Regions from separate parts of the Mus musculus genome. Here region 1 is linked to region 2. The links are chromatin loops, found by intact Hi-C in ENCODE. Cell type or tissue: heart. All regions are shown on one strand. Links, peaks and the distances in the headings refer to the core of each region. The heading gives the core; the rest is flanking DNA. Region 1 holds the start of Gm52173 (a long non-coding RNA gene). Region 2 holds the start of Gm6569 (predicted gene 6569).

Evidence for each region. A loop is a pair of places that touch in the nucleus more often than their neighbours do. Peaks named below come from ENCODE experiments on the same cell type or tissue, not always from the same donor. Only the 100,000 strongest peaks of a DNase experiment are listed, where the experiment ranks them.
Region 1: a loop joins it to region 2, with 6 times the contacts of the local background. A loop is called at or near these places in 5 of 42 quality-filtered maps.

What each region holds. Positions count from the first base shown.
Region 1 is chr15:73,902,121-73,910,445 of GRCm38, reverse strand. Gm52173 (a long non-coding RNA gene) reads right to left here and starts at 6,732. Exons shown (of 3, transcript XR_003951470.1): 1 at 6,696-6,732; 2 at 5,970-6,128; 3 at 2,347-2,458. In heart, for the core only: a CTCF peak has its summit at 3,597 (motif pointing right); no DNase peak of the experiment used is centred there.
Region 2 is chr15:73,829,417-73,837,741 of GRCm38, reverse strand. All of the region lies in intron 1 of Mroh5 (maestro heat-like repeat family member 5), which reads left to right. Gm6569 (predicted gene 6569) reads right to left here and starts at 4,632. Exons shown (of 4, transcript NM_001374241.1): 1 at 3,415-4,632; 2 at 2,159-2,237; 3 at 1,497-1,620. The coding sequence starts at 1,563. In heart, for the core only: CTCF peaks have their summits at 4,133 and 4,363 (motif pointing left); a DNase peak (open chromatin) is centred at 4,301; H3K27ac peaks cover 422 bases; H3K27me3 peaks cover 3,243 bases.

The DNA of each region.
Region 1 (8,325 bases), core at 113-8,112, 73 kb before region 2:
GGTCCCCTTACACTGGAAGGCTGGCCACACTGCTGCAGTGTCTGTGAGCATAAGGCATGTGATACTGTCACTCATGGAACACGGAAACTTCCTACTTAGTCCCTCATGGGGGGTGGTTCTAAGCTGCCTCCAGCCCCTCGTGCTAAAGAAAGGGGTCCTAGGAACTCAGGCCCCTTTGCAGCCCCCCAAGGAATTGCCCAGAAATATTACAGCCTGGGCCCAACCTTGAAATGGCACCCTCACCAGGTTCTCAGCTAGAGAGAGGGAGCCCTGTGGAGATGAGGCAGCAGGAGCTCTGAATTAAAAACCAGGAGGAACCAACAGGATTCACACCGCAGGACAAAGCTCTCCTTGACATCAGCTCAAATCCATGGTCACAGCTAACAGGATGATCACCCTTGTCCCGCAGCGCTGAGGGCTGAAGGAACAAGAAGCAGTGATGGTGGGTGGTAAGGGCAGGCCTCACTTCCTGTCCACAAAAGACCTAAAAAGACCAGCAGGGCCTGAACCACCAGAGTTCTCTCATCCCTCCCTGGACCCTGCTCACCCTCAGCATCCACCCCCTTCTCTACCTCCTCCCAACCTGCTGCCTCAACCTTCTTGTACTCTTTCTTAGGGGGTCTGTTGCCCTGAGCTACGTACGGAGCTGACAGGGCCATGCAAGGGAAGCAGAGAGGCAAGTGAGGACCTGAAAACCAGCTATACCTGGAAGCAGAGGACTACAAACAGTTCAAGACAAAGCTGAGAAGTAAGGGGTCTGCAGGATGAGGGTCTGGGCTGTGGGGTCTACTGGACAGGGTCTGGTAGATAGAGTGTGGTAGACAAGGTCTAGTGAATGGGGCCTGCTGAATGGGACCTGGTGGGTGGAGTCTGGTGGGTGGGGCCTGGTGGGTGGAGTCTGGTGGGTGGGGCCTGGTGGGTGGAGTCTGCTGGATGGGGCCTGGTAGGTGGAGTCTGCTGGATGGGGCCTGGTGGGTAGGGTCTGCTGGATGAGAGCCTGTGGGTGAGCACCCTGCAGTATTGAACTCTAGGGGGCAAAGGTAGAAACCCCCGAGCTGGACAGAAGGAAAGTGACCCCTGGAAGCACTCCTCTGAACCCTACTGCAAGTGTTTCTTGCCTCATTACTGGCCAGAAAGGAATTGGGTTGATGGGACAAGTTGATGGGACTTACTGACAACCAAACAGTAGGCAGTGAACCTGGAGGGGTAGAATGTCCCTCCCTCCTATAGGAATACAGTTGCAATCCACCGGAGGGCCCTGAGGTACCTGTGGAGTAGGCAGTAGCCTGAAGGGCAATGACCTACTAGAAGGACCACAACGGGACAGTGGCCATGCTTGGAGTACTGAAGTCCTGGGAGCCAGACCTTGGGGACCATGGCTTGCAAGACCCCAGTCCCAATCTAGAGGGCCAGCTCTGGGTTCCATGGCACAGGGAAGACACTGAAGGTTTGAAAGCAACCACAACAAAAGCCCAGGGTGGACTGGAGAGCAGACAGGGGTGGGGTGTTAGAGCCTAGCGGGTGTGGTCCAGGCCCACACTGTAGAGTGAAGGCAGTGTGTCAGACCGAGGAGGGCTGAGTGCTTCTCTCCTTCCCTCAGTTTTTTATCCATATACTGACTCCAACAGGAAATCTGTGCACACAGGAGTAGACGTCATAGAGGCCAAGGGGACTCAGGCCCAGGCCAGCAGGCCCAGGCTCATCTTTGGGCCACCAGCTTTTTTCCTCTGACTTTACCAGTGCCCCAGCAATCTAGACCCCAGCATCAGCATCCAAAGAGGGCAGTCCTGAACACCTTTTAGGAAGGCACACTCCTGCAGTAAAAGGCATTCAGCTTCCCACCTGCTAGAGGTTCACCCATCCACAGATCCACCCCTGAATTTGAGGTAACACAGCCATACACACCCACATGGCTGGCATGCCTGAGTTTTACCATCTCAGCCTCTGGCCTGGTAGCCATCTGCCACTTGGCCAGGTGCTGTCAGTGGTGATAGGGACCGCCATGGTGACATCTGGTGGCTTCCCATCTCAACACAGATGGTACAGAAGAGACAGCTGGCATCATAGAGAGCAAAAGGGAACAGGGGTCAGAGCAAGATCCAGCCCTGAGCTGCCCATATCCTAGTGGGCCCTCCCAGGCCAAGTACCCGTGGGTGTGTGGTATTATTCTACTCTGCACAGACACTTCTGCACACGGTCAAGTACTCCTCAATACCAGACACCCCTCCTGTTGGTACACCTCACCTTCGGGGCCCTTCCCCATCTGTGATAGCCAATTTATGTCAACTTGACATAAGCTAGAGTCATTTTAAAAGAGGAAACCTCAGATGAGAAAAATGCCCCCACCTGATTGGCCTGCAGGCAAGTCTGTGGTACATTCTCTTGATGGGTGATTGACATGAGAGCGCCCAGATCGCTATGGGTAGGTAGTGCCACCTCTGTGCTGGGAGTCCAGGTGCTGTAAGAAAGCAGGCTGAAGTAGCAAGGCTGAAGCAGCAGTCCTCTGTGGCCTCTACATCAGCTCCTATCTCCAGGTTCCACTCCTGACATCCCTCGGGGATGCACCATGATGCAGAACTGTCAGTTGAAATAAACCCTTTCCCAAGTTGCCTTTGCTCGTGGTGTTTTATCACGGTAATAGAAACTCTAACTAAGACATCCCTGAGTGCCTGCCTCAAGGCTCCAAGAACAAGGGTGTTTGTGTGCATGGTGAAGGCTGGCCCCTTGGGGTGGGGAGGTGGCACCTACCTGCCACCTGGGGTTCCTAAAGGGTTAAACAAAGAAACACAGCTATAATACAATCATCTCCACCTGCTCAGAGAACACTCATGATCAGTGGTGGTTACAGTGCTCACTAGCCTCTCCTCCCACAAACAGCCCAGCAACAGGTACCCTGAAGACCAGAAAAATATAAGGACACAGTTTTAGCCCAGGCCACCTGACCATTCCTGGCCCCTTTGGACATTGGATATGGAGACCAGCCCTGAAGTCTCTGGAGGTACAAGGAAGGACAGAGGAGAGAGGACAAATTGCCTAGAGATTTCCAATGCTATCCCCTAAAATCCAGGCTTGAGACTCAAACCCACAGCCCTGTTTAAGAGAGGTGTCCTCAGGCCTTGGCAATGAGGTACTTTGAGGCTGGGGACCAGAGCCACAGGCATCTCCAGGAAGAGAGAGTAGCATCCAAATAGCCAACACAGCATGGAAGCTCAGCCTCACCACACATTCAGGACCCCTTGCCTGCAGGCCAGTCCAAAACTAGGTGTATATCAACTCTGTGTCTCCTAGTGGCTATCTCTGGGCTCATAGCCAGCCCTCTGGTTATGTCCTCAGGCAGTAATAGGGTGAGGGCAAGAACCATCATGAAGTCTCCCTTAGAGGGTTCTCATCTTGGCTCCACCATCACCTGCCCAATGTGTCTCTCACATTATCATCTAAAGGTTGACATTTCAGCCTATGGGGTGGGGCACACCTTCAGGTAGTACCATACCACCACCTGAGCCTGCAAGGGACCCAGCCACCTTTCTAGGTCAGCTTTCCCATTGATGGGTTGGATGTCCAGAGTTCATGTGCTTTGATTAATACCTAGTGACCAACAGGTGGTGCTGTTTGAAGACGTTGTGGACCCTTTAAAACAGTGGTTCTCAATCTTCCTGATGCTATAATTTTTTAATACAGTTCCTCATGTTATGGGGACACCCCCCCCAACCATAATATTACTTTCATTGCTACTTCATAACTGTAGTCTTGCTACTGTTAGGAATCATAATGTAAATATCTGTGTTTTCCGGTGCCCTTAGGTGACTCCTTTGAAAGGTTTGTTCGACCTCCAAAAGGGTTTCAACCCACAGATTAAGAATTGCTGCTTTAAAAGGTGGGGCCTTAGCTCATTGGACTGTAGAACCACAGAGGGTAGGTAGCCTTCAGGGTCAGAAACAAGTCCCACTTTTTTTTTTAAGATTTATTTATTATTATATCTAAGTACACTGTAGCTGTCTTCAGACACACCAGAAAAGGATGTCAGATCTCATTACGGATGGTTGTGAGCCACCATGTGGTTGCTGGGATTTGAACTCAGCACCTTCAGAAGAGCAGTCAGTGATCTTAACCGCTGAGCCATCTCTCCAGCCCCAGTCCCACTTTTGACCGGGATTTTCTGCTCCCTAGTCTGCTGAGATGGGAGCAAGAAGCCACACAGCCCTGCCACCTTGACTGTAAATGTCTCTCACTGCCAGATCCTCACCATGGTAGACTGTGTTCTCTCAAACTGTAAGCCAAAAAACCAATCTTCCTCCCTTACATTGTCTCTATCCAGTATTCTGTTGCTGTAGAGAGTATCTCATATATTCCCTCAAGGCCCAAGAACTTTACCAAGGTTTCTAGAGAATAGGAGCCCCCACATGGCGTGGAGCAAGTTCTACCAGTGGAAGGAGGCAGAGGAGGAAGGGCCTCAGTGAAGGGAAGCAGGGTGGCCACACGGTTGGATGACAGGGTTGGGCGGTGTGGGCGGTGGGGGGTGGGGCAGTGGGATGGGGGTGGGGGAAGTGGGGTGGGGGTGGGGGTGGAGGCAGTGGGGTGGGGGGTTGGGGGGGGCAGTGGGGGGGTGGCGCCTCATCCACCACATTCAGCACCAGAGAAAAAGAGCATAAATCACAGCAGGCTTTCGAGACAGCCCCGGCCATTTTCCCAGCATTCCATTTAAACAGGAAGCCTCAGTGGGGGCTGCAGACAGAGTCATGAGGAGGAGGTACCTGACCAGCCTGGAGAATCGCTCCTGAGTGCCTTGTTTTTAAGGAGAATATATGAAGAGCCATGTCAATTTCCACTTAAATCCCAAGCCTGGGACGCCTTCGCCTAGAATTCTATTTTAAAACGTTGAAAGCACTATTTCAGAGCAGAAATCAATAAAATACACCAAAAAAGAAAAAGAAAAAAGGAAAGGGGGTACTAAGCAAAGCATCTCCCGGCTCCTACTAAATGCTATTTTTTGAAAACATCAATAGCTTCAGCTTTTAACTTAATTCTCGAGTATGCAGTCGGTTCACTTAGAGATTTTTATGGGGAGGCAATCCTGCTCTCTGGTCCCAACTAAAATGAGCAAATGAAAGGCCACCAGGACCACACAGCTGCCTCCTGCTCCCCTCCAGGATTGGGACCTTGGCCACCTGAAGACCATTATTCACAGACCCTACCCCTCTCAAATGGGTGCACACCGGCTTAAACTCCCTAGGAAGACAGGCATAGCTTAAGGAGATGGGTGACCAAGTCCTTCTCTGCAATCTGGAGCATTCTGTGGCCACATGGGGACAGGGGCAGACTGGGAAGGACAGAGTAGAGCCAAGGGACTCTGGCTAGCTCTCATCCTGCTCATCCCTGGCCCACTGGACTACAGAAGGCCAAAGCGCATACCCCTCCAAGCACATCCCTTGGGCCAGTGACTCCCACATTCTATGGAATTTCCCCTTTGTCTTTCCCAAGAAGTGGCAGCTTGACAACTGTCCCTGCACCCCAGGGTTGGGCTGACAGCTATGCAGAGAAGGGTCACTGGCACAGATAGACATGTGACATTGTGACAGCCTTGGAAAGGGGCTATAACTTTGCCAGGTAGATGCATGGGTAAGAAGTGACTGGAAGGGCTGGTTCATGGCTTCATGCCAACCCTGGCTAGGCAACAACCTGCCTAGGAGACAAAGCTGCCTCCCACTACTCTCTGAGCCCCAGTCTCACTGTGCCAAAGTGTCTCCTTGGCAGAAAGGCAGTTGGACCAGATAATCTCCCAGGCCCCTCTTCTTTTCTGGGATTCAGTCAGGTGCTGGGAGACTGGAGATCTGTGTGTGTGTGTGCTGTACCAGCATCTGTCAGTCAGCCTTGCCTCTCTGTGCCTCAGCTTTCCCCTGAGCTGCTTAGCCTGGACAGGGAGGAAGGAAGAGTCAGAGTTGAGCCCAGGAGCTCTCCTAGCTGAAGCATACCTGTCACACTCAACATGAGAGAGGTCCAAGGCCAAACGCTTGAGGTCAGCTATGATCACATCTCACGGGAACAAGCATCAACAAACATGGTCCTGGAAGATTCTGGAGTCTCCAGTGAGGTCATCTCTGCCCTATTCTTCCCATGATGCCGATGACCTCCTAGCAGGAAGTCAATGAACATTAAAGTTAAGAAACATCTAGAAAACCAACAAGCACATCTTCACTCAGCTCCCATCATCTTGCAGTGGAGGGACAGAAGACTAGTTGTAGCTACCAGGGAAAAGAGGATCATGGGAGAATCCTGGGCATTCTAGCCTTTCTCACCTGGTGCCAGAAAAGAGCACCAAGGTAACACAGAAAAGCAGGTCTAGAAGCCAATCCGCCATCTATCTCAGATTGGAGCCCTATTACAGTTACCATGACAAAGGGACAGGAGAGACAGTGTCTCCCAAGGCTGGCAGAGTATCTCTAGGCTTGGGATCAGCTGAAATCACTGCAATAAAGCCAGATAAACAGACACATGTTCCAGGTGGGTTCCAGCTCAGCAGCTGCAAAGCCAGGGAAGGAACAGGGGTGGGACAGACCACCCTACCCTCCACCCCACAGAAGCAGGCCTGACACAGCTCTTTGCTTGCCTCCAAACACTCCTGCTCCAGGTCAACACTTGCCTCAAACATCCCAGAGCTATGGTGCCTTCCCTGGCCCCCAAAGCTATCTTAACACTACCTGGCCACAGAGTCCTGGTTTTCTACCACAGTGTTCTGGATGCTGAGTGGACATGATACCTCTACCAGCTCCTTTAACACCTAATCTCCCACTATACAGAGGCAATATGTCTTGTCACAATAAGGCCTATGTCTGTGACACCAGCTGCCTGGGGCTTGGTTGGAGCAACCAGGCTTCCAGGGTACAGATGTTCACCACCATAGTGATCCTGGTCACTCCCTGGGTCCTTGGGTCCTGGCTGCCATGAGTTTCTTCTCCATTCTTCGGGTCATCCAGAGGCAGAGGCTCTGCCCATATAGCATCCTTATCCTCCACTGAGCCTTCTTCATCGTAAGACCCCTTGCTCTTTACTGTCTGCACACTGCAATGGCAGTCTGCCCTGTCATCAGAGCACCCCCAAACTCACAAAGAGCCATCAAGGCCCAACACCCCTGTGTCTTCTGAGCCTACTTCTTGCTTCCTGAGATGGGCCAGGCATAGCTCAAGAGACCCTTCTTTCCCCAAAAGCCATACACTCTCCCAAAGGTCCCCATCCCTAGGGTTCCCATAGGCCTGCCCCTCCCAAACAGGTATCTACAGGCTTTCCCACACAGGTGGCAGCATGCACGGCAGCAAGGTCATAGCCTGTCTTCCTCTAGGGGCTAGGGCAGGAACGGGACTTTCCAGACAGTCAGTCCCACAGTAGATGTGACATTGGCGATGGACACAACTCTCATTCTCTGTGCTTGGTCACTCACCTTCAGCTTCCGGGAATAAAACAGGAACAGGAATAATAGAAATAATAATAAATAAAAAGTGGACAGGATATGGCCAGCCATGGTAGACATCACTGTCCTCCACAGCTCTTACGCAAGGCATTGCTGTGCAGTGTGGGTCTGAGGTAGCTGCTCAAAGACCCAATCACTCTGGCCTTCCCTTCCCCAGCTGCTCTTCCCACTGTCCCTCTTAGGCTACAGCCCACACAGCTTCTCCTCCAGCCCCTGCCCAGCCCAGGGTCTCCACACAACTTCAGAGCACAGATTACACACAACCCAGGTGCTGGCCCCTAGGCTCCTCACAACTTATTACTAGATGAAGGAATGAAAATGTACCCAAAGCTTGTGTCCCTTTGGCCTGAGGTCTGGACAGCACCTCTGACAGGCCATGGCACATTCCGAGTCCCTGAACTTGTACAAGGCCTAATTAAAGATGTTGTTAGCCAGAGGCCTTGCTGAGTTCCAATGACATATGTCCCAATCCATGGGAAAGAAACAGGGGAGACTTGAGAGAAAGGAGGGCCATGTGAAAACAGAGACTGGAGGGTCACAACTACAATCACAGAATGCCTGGGGCCTCCAGAAGTAGGAGGAAATGGTCTGTACTTCCTCTAGAGAAAGCTCCTTGGGGTGTAGTGGCCTGGGGCTTCAGGTAAAACCTGAGGGGCTCGTTTCTGCTCTGCTCGTTAACTGTGGCCACCTGCAGCAACCAACACCCCACCCTTCCAGGAAGTGAACTTCATTATGAGAAATTGACATCCAAGACCTGTCAGTCAGCCTGTGCCTGCCAACACAAGACCAGTGCACAATAGGCCATTCTGTGAACACCCAACAGCCCCTGGCCCAGTCACCCAGGCAGCCAATCCTGTGCACCA
Region 2 (8,325 bases), core at 15-8,014:
AGAGAGGAGGGAGGGAAGAAGGAAGAGAGGAAGGAGAGAGGGGGAGGGAAGGAGGAGAGGAGGGAGGGAAGGAGGAAGGGAGGAGGGAGGGGGAGGAGAAGTCAGGGGAGAGGAGGGGAGGGGAGAGGAGGGAAGGAGAAGAGATCCTGGACCAAGCCTGGGGCCATCTGTCCTTGCCAGGTCAGAGAGAGGAGAAGCCAGTGAGGGGACCAAAGAGAAGACAGTGATGTAGGAGCAGTGTGGGAGATTCTGGAAGCAGATCAGGCTGAGTCACGTGCTGCCCGTGGGTCACATCAAATGAGGCCTGAGAGCTGGCCTCAGACTTAGCGTGGTGAAGGACATCGGTGACCTTGACCTGAGTTGCTTCAGGGAAGTACAGAAATTAAGCCCGATTAGAGCAGGTTCAAGAGCAAATGGGAGAGAGAGAGAGATTTAGAGGCGGCAAGGATTTGTTATAAATGTGGAGCAGAGAAATCAGGCAGTCGCTACAAGGGAAGTGAGGTTGAGAGAGAGGACAGAGAGCCTCCCGCCTCTGTGGTAATGGCTGTGGAAAGCGAATGCTTCTGCCTGAGGCAGAGGGTGGCTTGGGTGTGGCTGCGTCAGAGAGAAGGGTGGGCAGCTGGCCTTGGCTGGGAATGGATAAGGTGGGACAGTCAAAGCATCAGTGTGTGAGGGCAAGTACCTGAGTCCTAAGATGGCTTCAGTGTCACAGGGAGAGAGATTCATAGCCAGCAGCTGGGGCACAGAGAGAAGGCACCTAGCTGTTGCTAGGAGAGAGACCAGGCAACCAAGAAGTCAGGGGCCTGGCCTGGTGGAGGCACCCTTCAGGCAGCTGTTAAAAAATGGGGGTGAAGACCTGGTTCTTCCAGCCAACAGGACACAGACAATGAAGGGGGTACCATGGGGGGTGCCAATCAAGGGCAGCAGGAAGAGAAGGCTGGCTGGGTGGGAGGTGAGACAAAGCAGAGAGTGCAGGGAGGTGGCTAAAAACAGAGGGTGTGTTTCCCCCAAGTAGGGCAGGAGCTTCCTCAAGGGAGCAGACCAGAGAAGAATCCAAAAATGGATGTAGGGGAGCTATAGTCGCTATGCTGACCAGGCCTTGACCAAGCTTGAACTAGATGAATCCAGAGGCCTGAGCCGCGGGAAGGGAAGAAGTCAGCAGGATGATAGATAAACAGTCAGTGAACAGAGAGGGTGGTGTCCCCACTAGGGTGGAGGACTGGGATCCTAGAGGGTCTTAAGGAGGTGTGGCCAGAACAAAGAAGGCCCCGTCTGTTCTCCCCCAGGAGGGCTCTCAGGTCAAAGGCTTAGGGGAGGGCAGAAAGGAATTCAGAAGAAAGACTGGTGTCCTCCACTACCTGGGCCCCACCCCCACTTTCTGGAAGATAGCTGGAATGCTGCTTCCTGTTCCCACATTCTCAGAACAGCCCCCCCAAAATCCCCCTTACACACACACACACACACTTCTCATCAGACATCTTCCCCATGTGTCTCACCTGGAGTGGTGACAGGGGGCGGGGCCAGACCAGTGGGGCTGAGGTCCCCAGAACACGGGGAAGCCATGTCAGAAGCAGTCCCACTTCTGTTTACTTGGCTGCCCAGGAGACTGGGAGGGTCCTTCTGGAAGACAGAATGTTGCGTTTAAAGGGGCCCCATCTGGAAGGGGGATGGGGCAGGGCTCATGAGAGTCCGAAGGTACCTTCATATCCTGTCTTGACTCAGATCAATCCGGTATTCACATGCCAGTCTATGCCCATGGGGCTGCTGAGAACTTGATCCCCCTCAGTGACACTTCCCCGCCATGGGCACTTCAAGAGTGTTTCCAGAGCCTAGGAGCCTAACATCAGCTCCTATCTTCAGCAACTCAAGTAGAGCCCAGACTTGAGCCAGACTAAGGCTCCTGCTTCAGGAAACCTCTGTGGACTTGTGCCCTCCCCTACCCCAGCCCCATGGACCCAGCACCAAGGATCAAGGATGTGGGGCTGACAAGATAAGAATCTCCAGAAGGAATTGCTGTGGATACCGGAGCTTCCTGAGGTCAAGAGCACTGAGCACTGTGGCATAGCTTCCCTGCTGTTGCCACCCTAGCACTCATGGTCCAGGAACTAGCCATAATCCCTGAGAGAGGCTGGGAGGTATCACTCCCCTCCATGCATACCTGCAGGCTATAAGAAGGCCCAGGAACCAAGACAACCTCAGAAGAAGTGGATGTCCTTGCTTGTAGTTGGATCTGGGGCCTGGAAGAGAGAAGACCCAACCTCCAGCAATCATGTGAGCAAGTTCACTGTCAGGGGCTATTTGTTACCTGGCCGCGCTGACTGATACAGCAGTGCTGCAGTGGGAGAACGGGGGCAGCTTCATGGAAGAGTGGCCTACCCATCATTCACACTACCACCACCCACGTCTGCATTTTCACATCTGTTTTCTCCTGCCTTGCTATCCACTGCAGGGCAAGTGCCATCTTGTCCTTCTGGTCTGCTCTGTACCTCTGATCCCACAGAGCCTTCAAGGGAAGTCACCTGTCTGAATCAGTCCCTCCCTTGACTTCTGTGGCCTCATGCATCCTGGGATGGAGCATGTCTTGCTCTAGGCAGCCCATACTAAGACCACTCCCTTTCAATTCCATTCAGTCATAGTAAAAGGGCTAAAGTCCCTTACAGTCCCCAAACAGCCACAGCCAAGTTGTTGGTCCCCTGACCTCCCTAAGTCTTAGAGAATGCTGGTTCCTGGCTACCCACAACACCCACCCCAACAGAGCTTTAGTTCTATGTCCCATGCACATCAGCTTACACCCTCACCGCCACATCAATGTGCCACTCTGCCCATCTCCCAAAGTCTTGGACCAGTAGCCCTCATCCTTCACTGACCTGGCCAGCCACCATTCCCGGTGACTGGGAGTCAACTGTGTGATAGGAATGAGATCAGCCATATTGCCTGCCATGGTGGCTCTTTTCACTTAATACAATGTCTTTGGAGGCAGCCACACATGCAAGACATCAGCTTTCCTTCTTATTAAAGGCTGGATGGTATCCCCTGGGTGCCTCATCACATACCTCCATCCATTCGGTCATAGATAGAAACAGGCCGCTCCCACACCCTGGCCTTGTGGAGGTGACTGTGGACAAGGCGTGAGAGACACATCCTGAGATTCTAATCTTGATGGCTTTGGATGTGTGCCCAGAAGGGTGATTACGAGATCTTATGGCAGCGCTATTTTTAATTTTCTGAGGAACCTCCGAACTGTTTTCTTCACTGGCTGCAACCCTGTCACACTTCACCCACCAGGCAGGAGCATTCCCCTCCCCCGACACCCCTGAGTCTTGCTTTTCAGTAGTCTGTCCTGACAGGTAAGAACGGACAGCTTGCCATGGGTGGCTCTGACCGCACAGCCTAGGTTTCTAGTGATGGAGTCACCTGTGCGTGAATCTGCCGGTCAGATGTCTGTCCACTCTGGATGACGTCACCCAACTCCTGCCCTGCTTTCATCGGGGTTTCTCTGTTGATGACTTGAGCGTTTTCTTTTACTGTTTGGCTGTAACTCCTTATCATAGAGAAGTGATTGTCAGTATCTTCCCCTGGCTGGGGTGTGTGCTGGGCAAAGGGGAGGGCTGCCTTCCGTTTCACTATTTCCTCGCTTTGCTGAAGTTTTTTTGCTTGAACACTGTCTTCTCCACCTTCTTCCCCTGGGCTTTTGGTTTCATGGCCAGGGAGGACAATGTCATTTCTCCTGTCCCCTAGGTTTCCTTATAAAAGTCTTGCAGTTAATTCCCAGCCTGACATGAATGTCTCCAGAGGGGCACAGACCCATGCCTGGCTCCTCCGTCAACAATGCAGCTCCTCTGTCCTTCACCCACTGGGCCCAGCACAGTTCATGGGTCTGCCACCCTAGAACTCAGAAACCAAGCCTGGCTTCCCAGAGACCAGGAAGAGCTAGGAAGGTGCACTGTTTCCTTAGGAAGGGGGCAAATTCCAGGGTTCCCGAGTTGCAAAAAAAAAAGAAAAAGAAAAAAGAAAAAACCTGCATCACTGGACACTGAGAGCTGAGAACAGCCAGGGGCTCCCCTGAAGTGGGTCAGGCTCCTCTCCTAGGGGAGCCAGTATGCAAGGGTTTGGTAGTGAAGCCCAAGAGAAAACCACCCACATCTACCCTGAGGAGGTGAGATGCTGGACTCCACCCCACTGCTGGTCCTAGGATAGAGGGAGGTGCTATAGAAGCATCTCACTTCAGAGGCTCCAGGACAGAGTGGCAGGCTCAGTGGAGTCCCCGCCCTCCCATCTCCTCCTCATCCCGCCCCCACTCCAAACCGCAGCCCTCTGATCACAGTCCTGTCTGTGACCACAGCGCCACCTACTGGCTGCATGGGGGGAGCCAGACAGGTGACACATTGAGGCAAGATTGAAAGACTAGCACCCTGGAAAAAGAGGGTGCCACCAGATAGCCTCGTTCCCACACCGGACTTGTTTAGTGGCCTGAGTTTGCATCCTGTTTCTGCCCTAAACAGCAGTGTGACCAATGTATGGTCCTCTCTGAATTTTATTCCAGAACAGAACAGTGGGCACATCTGACCTTGAGAGGCATGAAGAAGTGGCCCCCACTTGACAGGGCACCTATGTCTGGCAGATATTTGGTGGTGCTCACAAGCAGACCAACACAAGCACGGCATAGCCAGGATCACTGCTGAATTCAGGTTCTCCTGCATACCATGGGTGCTTGCCACTCGTACAAAGTCACCATTACAGTTTCCCGCCCACACAGGTATGGTGTACAGCTAAGAAATAGTCTTCGTAGATGGCCTAGTCGGCCATCACTGGAAAGAGAGGCCCATTGGACTTGCAAACTTTATATGCCCCAGTACAGGGGAACACCAGGGCCAAAAAGGGGGAGTGGGTGGGCAGGGGAGTGGGGGTGGGTGGATATGGGGGACTTTTGGTATAGCATTGGAAATGTAAATGAGCTAAATACCTAATAAAAAATGGAAAAAAGAAAGAAAGAAATAGTCTTCGTATAAGGACAATGACATAGCTACAGACCCAGGAAGGAATACGTATGAAGACTTGAGATAATCTGTTTAAGCTTCCTGTGGCTTTATTTAGCAACCAACACACAAAATTCCTAAAATTTCAGGAATCAGAGCCTACTGGGCTGGCTCCCACATACCCTTGGTCAAGGGCCCTAGGCAAAAATGGTTACCAGGGCCCTAGGAGTCACCACACTCAGAAGTCACAGAACCAGCTCTGCTGTGACCTGCCTCGTGAACGGATAGATAAGGAGGTGTCGGCCTCCCTAAACGAACCTAGGGTTTCAACTCTGCCTCTCAGACAGAACACATGGCCTGAGGGCTCATGGGTATCGGGAAGTCTGGACCGACCAGATCAAGGTGTGAACCAGCTCTAAGTCAGCTACGGGACTCTTTCTGGCTGCAGACAGTACCTTCTTAGAGTGTCCTTGCATGGGGACAGCCCTTGGGCCTCATTCACTTGGTTACCAGCTCTGCCTTTCCTCCTAGGCAGGGAAACTGAGCTAGAGCAGTCATGGGGGCTGCAGATCAAGGTCAAAGCTGCTTATAGCAGACTCTGGAGCCAAGGTGATCAGTCCTCGGTCACCAGGGCCTCAGCTGTGAAGAGCCAGGCCCACAGCCTCCAGCCTTCCCCCAGACGAGTGGCCTTTGCAGATGTCGTCCATGCAGTCTCATAGGATGTCAGGGTTGGATTCAGTTCTGCGGTGACCCTAGACACCTGATGGGTCACACCTAGCTGGCTCTTCCATCTTCCACAGGTGCCCCAGCCCCAGCTGAGACTTGTCTTCACAGTTCCATACGAGCAAACCTCAAACCCTCATGGTGTCTGCACACGCTGTCCCTCAGTACTTCCCGGGTCCTCAGCCCAACCTCCCCAGCTGCCCTGCCCCACCCTGAGGCTGGGCTTCCTCCTTTGCCTCCCACACTTTGTGGGTGAAGCTGGGTCCCAGGAATGCCCAAGGCTAAGTAAGCACTGTGACACTCAGCACCATCAGCCAGGACTGGCATTGTTCACATCTCTCAGACTATTAGACTGGGATGGTGGCCACCATTCGGCACCAGAACCAAGAAGCCCCTACCCTGCCCAGACACTATACTGGTGTACTCTTACCCTCTCATCAAGTCTCAGAGCGACCCAGCAGCTTGGTAGATATGCTCCCATTTCACAGGAGTGGAGACTAAGGCCCAGAGAGGTTGAATGAATGACACGGAGCCGTAAGATCAGTAAATGGAAAGGCTGAGTTTGGTGTGGGACACTTTGCCCCACCCTCTACTTAGAGCCTCAGCTGGCCTCAATCCAGGAGCTGTGTCTATGTGGGGATGTTTGCCAGGCATGTCTGTGCAATAGCACCCAGATAGGATAGCATAGCATCTCATGTGTTCAGCTGGAGCCCTCAAGAGCAGTCACAGCCCCAGCCTAGGCTCTTCTGTCACCACAGGGTCCTGGACTCCTATTACAGATGGTCCACTCATACACAAGTCACAGAGAATGCCAGAGGTGTGAGGAACCAAGAGATAGACATGAAGCAGCCTGACTGGGGACACACATCCTCAATGCATGTGTAGACCCAAGCACATATCCCCAGCCTACCATCCTCAGAACAGTGCTGGCACCACAGCACTGTCTCTAGAAGGGTGCTGTGGACACTGGAGCCATTATGACCTCAGGGTGAGGTCAGGGCCAGCCAGGACAGCGCTAGCCTGTTGGTAAGGATAGAGCTGCAACTGGGACCTGTGGGTGGCCTGCTCTGGATCTCAACATGAATGGGCAGCATTCTGACAGGTCCCACAGCCGCAGCTCAATTGATAAGCCCTCATCAGCCATGTCCCACAACTCCAGGTCAGTTCAGTCCTGGAAGACATGGGGGAGCCAGAGGCCACCCAGCCCGCAGGCGCCTGGCTTCTTCACCTTCCAGGGCAGCAACACACCATCTTGGAGGGTGCATCCTGGGGTGGCCATGATAGGGCCTAGGGGTATCATCTCCAAGAGCAGGCTAAGGGGGACTTAGGGTGGGTCCTGGGCTGTTGCTGCCCTCAGTGTGATAGGAGGAGGGAAAATTGCCAGGAGAGGAGGGGACAGAAACTGCTCATGAGGACCAGAGATAAAGATGGGCAAGGGTCACAACATGGCGTGAGCCGGCAAATGGACAGCTGGACAGACAGGGATGGACTGCTGCCTACTTCCGTGTCAGCTTCTTCAGGGCAGAATGGGAAGGAAGGACGCAATAGCTTGTGTTTCTACAGACTTGACCCCAAGAAGAGGAGATACTGCTGTTCACTCATCACACACACACACAGACCTACACACATGTGTACAGGCATACCCACACACATACACATATATGTACATCCATGTGTGTGTGTGTGTGTGTGTATACATATACATACACATATATACACACACATATACACACATGTATATATACATACACATGCATGTATGTACATGCATGCAAGTACACGTGTATATGTGCACATACATGGGTGTACACACACACATATATATATACACATGTATACTCACATAAGTACATATGCATATGCACACAAACGAGGTGCCCACAGGATAGCTTCGCCCACAGGCCACAGCCTCAGCCCAGCCTTCCAGGTCTGCTGTTTTAAGTTGACTTCTTCCTCTGCCACATGACCCCCCATATCTTGCTACTTCTGCCTACAATGTCCAGAGCTCTCTTATGTGGTCACTTCCCCCTGTGTCCCACCTCATTGCAATGTGATCCCCGTGAGGGAAAATTGAGAATAATAGTTGTGACAACCTTTGCTCTGTGCACAGGGCCCAGTTCCCAGATGCCAGCTTTATGAGGACACAGTCCACTCTGTACAGGGACAGAGCAGCAAGGACTGGGATTCTCCACCATACTTGTCCCACCATACAGTTTCTGAGCAGAATTTCCAAATGTGATGACTTCTGAGGAGAGCCAGCTCATGGCTCACTGACAGCCACCCTCCAGCTGAGCAGTCACATGGATCATCCTCTTATGGAGGCACTAACCCAGTGCTTGGGCCCCATCCTCAGGACCCATCTTAACCCCAATCATTTGGAAGGTTCAACCCCCAAGGATACATAGTGTAGTGAAGCTTTCCCCTGGGCCCTGGAGCAAGGAGGGAAGGCTGTCCATAGCAGGGCAGCAGCCTGCTCCACAGCCAAGGCCTCCCCTCTGACCAGGTGCCTGCTGCCCACTCTCTGCACAACTTTAGAACAGTGTCTGCCCAAGTTTGTCCCCAGAACCAGGGAAATAATCTCCCTACCCAAGGGCATCCTGCTATATCCAGAGGGGGAGGCAGGAAG